Regions from separate parts of the Homo sapiens genome. Here all the other regions are linked to region 3. Evidence: chromatin contacts called from ENCODE Hi-C or POLR2A ChIA-PET data. All regions are on one chromosome and are shown on one strand. The core of a region is the stretch at or near the end of the contact, and the rest is flanking DNA. Distances in the headings are between cores, read along the strand shown. Region 1 holds the start of TNFAIP8 (TNF alpha induced protein 8). Region 2 has its middle 66 kb from the start of TNFAIP8. Region 3 overlaps DMXL1-DT (DMXL1 divergent transcript).

Region 1 (2,700 bases), core at 132-2,631, 320 kb before region 3:
AAACTGCTGGTATAAAGACATAGAAAAGAAAAGCATCTATCAGCACACAGCTCCATCAGAACACAGGACACGGCAAGAAAGCATTACTCCCCCCATACTCCACATCAAACTCAAAAACAATGCTCCTGGCTGTCATTTTTCATTCATGCCAGCCCCGTATTTCTATTAAACAAACCTCCTTTTTATTGACTATTTCCCTCACACAGCATAATAAGGTAAACGTGAGCCCACAAAGACTACATGGTGAAACACAAAGCTTTCCTCTGGGAGGGGAATCAGTAAAAGGCAGAAGAGGACAAGTTTCAAGGGCTCTTCCTAACTGGTGTCTACCAAATGGAGAAATGATGGGGCTGCTCCTCTGCCAGAACTGCTGTGATTGACTTGAAATTAACCAGCTTTCCAAGAGACTACATGAAAAGAAAGAGTATTTCACAATCTTGAATAGTCTCCTCTCTTACTCTCTAATTTTCCCCAACCACCCTTACTCCCACCCCCCACTTACAAGAGAACTTTTGTATACATAAAGTTTCAAGGAACAAAGCATACAAACACTCACACACAAATAAACTCCCCAAACTAACACCAGCGTATAATTGTGTTTTGGTTGGAGCTTTTCCAGCCCTGTCACCTGTTCTCTGTTAGGAGTAAATGAAACCCTTTGCTTTTGCGAAGTTAGAAACAGACAAACTCTTCTCAGTTTCAAGCTGCACAAGGACCCCCTCATATCTTTCAGCCCCCTCAAACCCCCAACGAAATGAACTCACTGCTGAAAACCCAGCAATGAAAAAAAATTAATCTATTTCTCAAATACAGATTTTCGCTTCCCCTCACTCAGCTTCCCCTTTTAGCCGGAAACATATAGCGTTTCTAATTTCTCAAACCCCTTTTCAAGGGACCCTCCACTCAGGGCTCTTCCAGGGATCCCGCTTTCAGTCTTTCTGATGCAGGCAGGCAGCCCTTTTCCAAGCACATTTTGCATTCTTGGAGTCCAAGTGGGGCTCTTTCGTTTCCAGAGAAAGCTAAAAAGCAGACTTAGTGGGCTGGCTGAACTAGGTCCGACTTTTCCTCCCCTCCCCTCTGAACGGCTGCGGGGGGAGAAGGGAGCCCAAGATGAGACCCGGGCTCCGCTTATCCAGCTCCGACTTGGCTTCGAAGGCGCAGGGCAAGCGGACAAAGTGCCCACCGCTCACTTTAAAACTCCCATCCTCTTCTACCACTGCCTTCCTCCAAATTCCTCCGCAGAACTTGGCCGGCCCCCAGGAGAAACCAGAATCCTACCTTCCTTGGATTCTTCTGCTTCGGAGTGCATAATGTCAGGATAACCAGCTGCAGGGGCGATTACCGCTCACATGTACTCGGACGAGCCGCAAGTTCGCTCTGCAGCGAAATCCGCACACGACGGAAAATAAAAGGAAGAAAGCCACTAAAATCAAAACCTCCCCGGGGCGGGAGAGCGGGTTCTGGTGCAGGGATTTTCAGGGGGAAAGTTCTGCAAGAGTGACGAATCGCGTGTCAGCTGGGCGGCGGGAGTCCGCCCCCGGAGCCGCGCGCTCGGGCCGGCAGCCGGGCGGAGGCGACCTGGCGGGGCTGGCTCGGCCCGGGCGCACGCAGGTGGGGCACAGGCCCAGACGGCAGCCGACTCTCCCGAGACACAGGGCCGAGAAGAACCGTCGGCAAACGCACCAGACGGGCGGAAAAAAAGGTATAAAAAGAAAAAAAAAGTCTCATCTCAGAGCACACTGTAGTTTTACATAAATAGCAAATGCATATAGGGTAGAACCAATGCCTCTGTATTTTTGGATTACATTTTTTGATGCCCATTTGACTTTGTCTTGGAGTCTTGCAACCCAAAAATTACGGATTTTAAAGCGGCTTTGGTATGTTATTTTTGTAGGAAAGTCGCATGGATATCGTCCATGGGGTTGCAAGGACCAGCTTAAGAGAGCACAATTTCACAAGTCCCAGAGCGGGGCCTTTTGAAGAAAGTGGAGCGGCCTCCACCCTTACCTTTGCACAGCAAAAGCAGACGGGGCTGCTTACTCATTCAGTATAGCCCCGGGCGAGCACTGGTACTCCAAGCACAGCCCGGGCACTCATTGCTGCAGTTACTCCAAAGGGCCTTCCTCAGGGGGAGAGCACGGTTCCCTCCCGGCTACCAGCAAAAACTGGGGATGAATTCCTTCAAAATGCCAAAGGGGAGGTTTTCAGGATTTGAAATGCTGATAGAATAAAGAAGCCGGACAGCCTTCACAACAGATCTCAATTCTGCCCCCGGGTCTGGCCCACAGGCCCCTACAAATTGGCTGAGAGGAAGTCCCCTTAGCTCTGTGGAGCCTTGGTTTTCCCTTCTGCAAAGCGGGGACAAGAGCTGCCACTGATAGGCCTGTCTTACGGAGGTATTTTGTAGAACACTTGTTTTATCGCCAGTCTGAGGCAAAAAGTCCTCAAATAACATATCTGAAAGATCCGCTTGGAAATTATGAGAAAAAAATATACTCTTTTGACAAATTTATTTTCCAGTTCGTTTCTTTTTCTTCGTTTCCGATTTTATATAGGCAAAAACCAATAGAAACACTATGGCAAATTTAGTGAAAAGAACGTACAAAAGACATGGATTTAAGGAGTCTGAACTTAAATCCAGTTCTGCCATCTATCATTTGTATGACCTTATGCAAATTAACCTCTCTGAGCCTCCAGTTC
Region 2 (2,700 bases), core at 3-2,502, 260 kb before region 3:
TTTTATCCCATAAACATATGCATGAAAGAGGCTGCCTTTCACTATTCAAAGATGAAAGCAGCCCTTCCTGCACTCCGTGGCTGGTACTGCCTCATTAGTTTAACTTACGCAAAATAAGAACACTCTTTGAAGCTAAAAATAATCCATGAGTTTTTAAAAATAAAATTATTATTCCAAATTTCCTAAAAATGTTATGGCAAATGCCAAGCACGCAGAACTGATTCTGAACACTTTTTTCCACTTACGTAAATCGAATCCACTGCAATTGCTCCCTCTTTTGAAAAATGCTTAACTGTAAATTATGCATGACAGGCCGAAAACAGTGGCTGTACACACATGTAGCAATTGGCTGCTATTATCCAAGCAGCTAGCAGGTAGTTATTGGGCACCCAGTGTGCTAGATACAGCAGGGGAAATAGAAACAGATAAAGACATGGCCCTATAGCCCTTGCTATCTACTTGTGATAACAAGATAAATACACGAAAAGTTAAATAGTACAAGGTAGTATGTGATCAAGGGACATGGGCAAAAGTGTTACACAATTTTAGAAATTAGAGAGCTGACTACCTGGATAATACTGGAAACAAACGAGAAGGGCACCAAAACCCTAAAGGTCATACACAAACTAAAGCTAAAATATGCCAATGATTATGTCAGTTGCCTGCTCAAAAACCTTCAAAGACCCATCACTAATAATCAAAGAAAGTCCAAACTCCTTAGCTTGGCATGCAAGACCCTACAGGCCCTGACCCCTTCCTACCTGACCAGGCTTTACTCCAGCCACACTGCTCCATTAATGTCCCTTGAACACACTGACACCAGCTGCTGTCCGCCCTGCTTTGCTCCTGATGCCCTATCTCAGCCAACACCCTTTCCCTCAACCTCAGCTACTGAAAATCCATCAATTTTACATTCTGCCTCCTTCCTTTGAGGCATCCCAACACTTCTTTCCATTATTATGCAGATCTTCGCCTCTTCATACAGCCAGTCTCCAAGATGCCCCCAATGATTCCCACCTCCTGATATTCATTCTTTTGTGTAATCCCCTCCCATATGACCTGTGTAACCAATAAGTCACACACCAACAGCAATGGAGATCAAGCAAAGCTTGATCATAGGAGACATCTGAGGCTTCCACCTTATGTTCCCTTGGATCACTCACTCTAAGAAGAGTCATCCACCATGTCATGAGGACACTCCAATAAACCTGTGAAGAGGTTTACATATTGAGGAAGTGAGATTTCCTGCCTAGAGCGACTACCACTTGCCAGCTGCATAAGTGAACCAGCTTAGAACTGGATTCTCCAGCCGCAGAGAATGTTCAGATATCTGTTGACCTGGCCAGCTCACCGACTACAATCCTATGGGAGACCTCAAGCCAGAACCAACCAGCTAAGTAGCTCTCAAATTCCTGACCCACAGAAAGTGTATGTAACCATAAATGTTTTTTGTTGTTTTTAGCTACTAAGTTTTAGTAATCTGTTATGCAGCAACAGACAACTACTACACTTCACTTATGTATGCTGTATTGCATTCCAATTATTTCTGTCCTAACATTTTTCTTACAACTAGATTAATAAGTCCTAGAGGGCAGAGAATTTCTTTCTTTAACATTTTTCAACTCTGCATGCTTTAGTAAGACATTTAGTAATCATTAGTTGACTGAATGATGAGAGAATTTTTAAACTTAATGAAATCGTTGGTGAAGCTGTGTCTTGGACTGACTTCATAATGGTTTTGAATGATTTTGTAATTTATTTTTAACTTTAAGGACTTAGTAGTGTGAAAGTAGTAACAGCTGGCAGCCTGAATTCTGATCCCAGCCCTGGCTTTTAGAAAATACTGCCAAAAATATAGAGAGATCTCGCCTCACTTCTACCTCGGACTTTTCTCCCACTCTGGCTTTCCTAACTTATCCCAGGGCAAGAGCAGCTTCAAAGTGTCAGAGGTGGTAAATGGGCATTGGAGCAAGGCAAGAATTAGTGATGGGAACAGGAGGAAGAGGCTGGCAATAATAAACAGCAGCCATGTACAGGATTTGGTGTCAGTCAGCCATGTCTAAGCAGCTTGAACCTGGTAGAATCCCCTTGTGCCAGGCACCCTGCCTCAGCCCCAGAAACTGATAGCATTTCATAAGTTTTTATTTGACAAGATTTCTTCTGAATTCTCCAATCTTTAAAAGAGGTTTCCAGCCCAATACAGGTCTTCTCTTGAAGTTATGGCTAAGTACAGCCTAGCACAGTCCTTCTCTTACAAACCTAACAGTCCTCTTAGGTCTTCTTGGGATCCAGTGAAACTGCTCTGGGTGACTAGTAAGACCGAATGCCTCTCTTTAAGTCATAAATAAAAACAGAAACAAACCTGGACCAATCTTTTGGCAGTTCTTTCACAAATAAAACCACAGATACCACACAAAGATACACACTATTGGGAACACAAGTCTGATAAGTATCCCTTTGCGAAATTATAGGAGATTTGATTGTATACAATAAGTATAGTAAGGTGTGATCATGATATAAAATACACTAATTCCTAACAGGTAAGCTGGCCCAGCAGGTAAATTTACTTTGAATCAACATTTGTATTAATGACTCTGCATGATGAAAGAAATAGCAAAATAATTAAGAACCTCCATAAAAGAAAGCTACAAAACCGTGCTAGGAAGCAGTTGGTTCTCACTGTAAAAAGGAGTGAATGTG
Region 3 (2,700 bases), core at 41-2,540:
CACACACACACACACACAGTTGTGATGTGCTATGAAACAATTTGTCAGATACAATGAAAGCTTACATTAAGACAGTGTAAACTGTGGATCATGATCTATGAGTGGGTCATGAAATCTATCTAGTGGCTTAAGACCAGTATTTTTAACAAACTAAATAATAAAACATCCTAGTAAATCACAGATAATAAGGATAAGTATTCTTTTGTGAAACTTTTATTTCTGCTTACGTTGTCAGTGAATGAATATATAAATCCAGGGGCTTATAGAGTATGCTTTCAAGAGGAAAGATAGAAAATAAACAAGATAAATTAGTAAAATATAGAATATGTTATAAGATGACAAGAAGCTGAAAAAAGGCAAGGAAGGGGAGTATATAAAATGTGAAGGGTGGGGGTTAAAATTTTAAAAAGGGTAGCCAGAGAAGACTTATTTGGGAAAGCGCCTTGTGGTTAAAGATCTCAAAGAATTGAGGGAGTTAGCCATATGGATACTTGGAGGAGGAACATTCCAGGCAGAAGGAATAGTCAGTGCAAAGGCCCTGAGTGTGGCTGGCCCGTCTGAAGAGAAGCAAGGCCAATATGACTGAAGGGGAGTGAATGGGAGGACTAGCAGGTGACGAGGAAAGAGGGTGAGTCATGGTCAGTGGGGCAGATCATGTAAGGCTACGTGATTTGTAGTAGGCAGGGCCTTGGTTTTGACTCTGAGTGAGATGGGAAGCCATTGGATGGCATTGAGGAAAAGAGTGACGTCTGATTTATGTTTTAATAGGATCACTTTGGCTGCAGGATTGAGAATAGTTTTAAGGAAGGCAAAGGCAGAAACAGAATTACTAGAATGTAAACTCCATTAAAGCAAAGTTTTTATACGTTTTATTCACTTTGTATCCCTAGTGGTTTATAATAGTGACTGGCAGATAGAGATAATCATTTGTTTAAGAATGCATATTTGCATATGTGTGCACCAGATCATGATATGAAATATATTTCTTATGGTAGATCAAGGTCAAAAGGATTGAAAACCCCTGTCTTAAAACTGACCTAGTCTTGGATCTCAGGAAAGGGATTCTCTGGGAATTGACCTTTTTTAGGCTGAGATCTGAAGAATGAACAGGAGGATGTGGGGGTGTCAGAAAAAAGACTTTTTCAGAAGTTGTAAATTTGAGAATCATCAGCACATGCATAGCATTTGAAGCTCTCTGCAGGTGTTTTTGTGTGAAAGTAAGGAGCCAAATTAAAGCCATTGCTAACCGCCTCCACTTTCTGTTTCTTATTTTGTATGCTCATTTCCTGTAGCATTCGTCCTGTTGAAAAATAGTGTAGTCATTTATTTTTTAAAAAGTATAAATCTTGAAGGACGCTTCCTGTCTCACATCATAGTAATAGGAAAAGTCAGTGAATTTGAAATTCAAATTTAGTTTATTTAAATGAGTAAGAAGATTCACGGATATTTTAGGTATGCCACATTTTTTGAGGCTATATCTTTTTACCTCTGAGTCTGATTCAATTTTGAATACTCAGAATATGCTTCTTCTATACAAGTATTGGTATGAGTTATATCATCTGCTCAAGGGACTGGCAATGATTTTCTTTATTTTTTTTCTTTTGGGGACTTTTGGGAAGGCATGATTGTGTGTTGAAATGTGAGAATGACATGAGATTTGGGAGAGGCCATGGGTGGAATGATATGGTTTAGCTCTGTGTCTCCACAGGGCAAAATAGGGACAGCAAGTCCTGAAGGAGAGGAGGCTCATACTTACATATCTGAGATAAGAACTGTTCCAAGAACTTTCTAAAAATCCTTTCACTTCTTTCATACACCCTTTGATAAGATTTATCACAAGATGGCCGGGCACGGTGGCTCACGCTTATAATCCCAGCACTTTGGGAGGCTGAGGCGGGCTGATCACTTGAGGTCAGGAGTTTGAGACCAGCCTGGTCAATGTGGTGAAACCTCATCTCTACTAAAAATACAAAAATTAGCCAGGTGTGGTGGCATGTGCCTGTAATCCTAGCTACTCAGGAGGCTGAGGCAAGAGAATTACTCGAACCCAGGAGGTGAAGGTTGCAGTGAGCTCACTACAGCGCTACTGTATCCAGCCTGGGCGACAGAGTGAGACTCCATCTCAAAAAAACAAACAAACAAACAAAAAAACGCAAAAGATTTATCACAAGACATTCTTTAAGACTGCAGTGATTAAGTTGAGCTGTTCTTGGAAAAACATTTGCCCAGTAATGGCATTTCTATCAATGAACTAACAGCAACTCTGGCTTAGAAACTCCATGACCAATGAGCCATTTCTAAGCAGCTCATGTAAATATTTTTTGCTAATAAAGGCTCTCCTTACCCTTTCTTCACTGAATGCTCTGGTGATTTGCCATGTCATGCATTCCAGATTATAATCCTTATTTCTTTTCTTTTTTCTTTTTTTTTTTTGAGACGGAGTCTTGCACTGTTGCCAGGCTGGAGTGCAGTGGCTTGATCTCGGCTCACTGCAAGCTCCGCCTCCTGGGTTCGCGCCATTCTCCTGCCTCAGCCTCCCAAGTAGTTGTGACCACAGGCGCCCGCCACCACCCCCGGCTAATTTTTTGTACTTTTAGTAGAGACGGGGTTTCACCGTGTTAGCCAGGATGGTCTCGATCTCCTGACTTCGTGATCCGCCCACCTCGGCCTCCCAAAGTGCTGGGATTACAGGCACCCGGC

What was found. A loop is a pair of places that touch in the nucleus more often than their neighbours do. ChIA-PET counts read pairs that join two places held with the same protein, here RNA polymerase II (POLR2A). Pooled maps may share reads with other maps.
Region 1: a map with no recorded cell type shows a loop between it and region 3 (5-fold over the local background). The contact joins the promoter of TNFAIP8 here to the enhancer-like site in region 3. A Hi-C loop is called at or near these places in 2 of 168 maps with a recorded cell type or tissue (OCI-LY7 and naive thymus-derived CD4-positive, alpha-beta T cell), 28 of 37 single-sample maps with no recorded cell type and 13 of 50 pooled maps. POLR2A ChIA-PET finds 5 or more read pairs at or near these places in 9 of 52 experiments (BJ, CD4-positive, alpha-beta T cell, GM12878 and 6 more).
Region 2: a pooled map shows a loop between it and region 3 (3-fold over the local background). The contact joins two enhancer-like sites. A Hi-C loop is called at or near these places in 4 of 168 maps with a recorded cell type or tissue (CD4-positive, alpha-beta memory T cell, Calu3, OCI-LY7 and 1 more), 3 of 37 single-sample maps with no recorded cell type and 11 of 50 pooled maps. POLR2A ChIA-PET finds 5 or more read pairs at or near these places in 8 of 52 experiments (AG04450, GM12878, OCI-LY7 and 5 more).

What each region holds. Positions count from the first base shown.
Region 1 is chr5:119,354,700-119,357,399 of GRCh38, reverse strand. It overlaps TNFAIP8 (TNF alpha induced protein 8), which reads right to left and starts at 1,381. Exons shown (of 2, transcript NM_014350.4): 1 at 1,279-1,381. The coding sequence starts at 1,309. It overlaps LOC102723444 (a long non-coding RNA gene), which reads left to right and starts at 1,627. Exons shown (of 5, transcript XR_007058912.1): 1 at 1,627-1,702. RefSeq lists silencers at 695-754, 552-846, 1,475-1,634 and an enhancer at 2,285-2,424.
Region 2 is chr5:119,288,968-119,291,667 of GRCh38, reverse strand. It overlaps a transcript of TNFAIP8 not described here. Among named protein-coding and RNA genes, the nearest start is that of TNFAIP8, 66 kb to the left of the region's middle. RefSeq lists enhancers at 1,084-1,273, 1,514-1,563, 2,022-2,261. Within about 2 kb of position 1,252, at least 8 of the 41 ENCODE cell types and tissues checked have a DNase peak (open chromatin) inside an H3K27ac peak, as active enhancers do; they include GM12878 and OCI-LY7, where a contact is called at or near this core.
Region 3 is chr5:119,030,046-119,032,745 of GRCh38, reverse strand. All of the region lies in intron 1 of DMXL1-DT (DMXL1 divergent transcript), which reads left to right. Among named protein-coding and RNA genes, the nearest start is that of DMXL1-DT, 39 kb to the left of the region's middle. RefSeq lists an enhancer at 855-904. Within about 2 kb of position 1,290, at least 5 of the 41 ENCODE cell types and tissues checked have a DNase peak (open chromatin) inside an H3K27ac peak, as active enhancers do; they include GM12878 and OCI-LY7, where a contact is called at or near this core.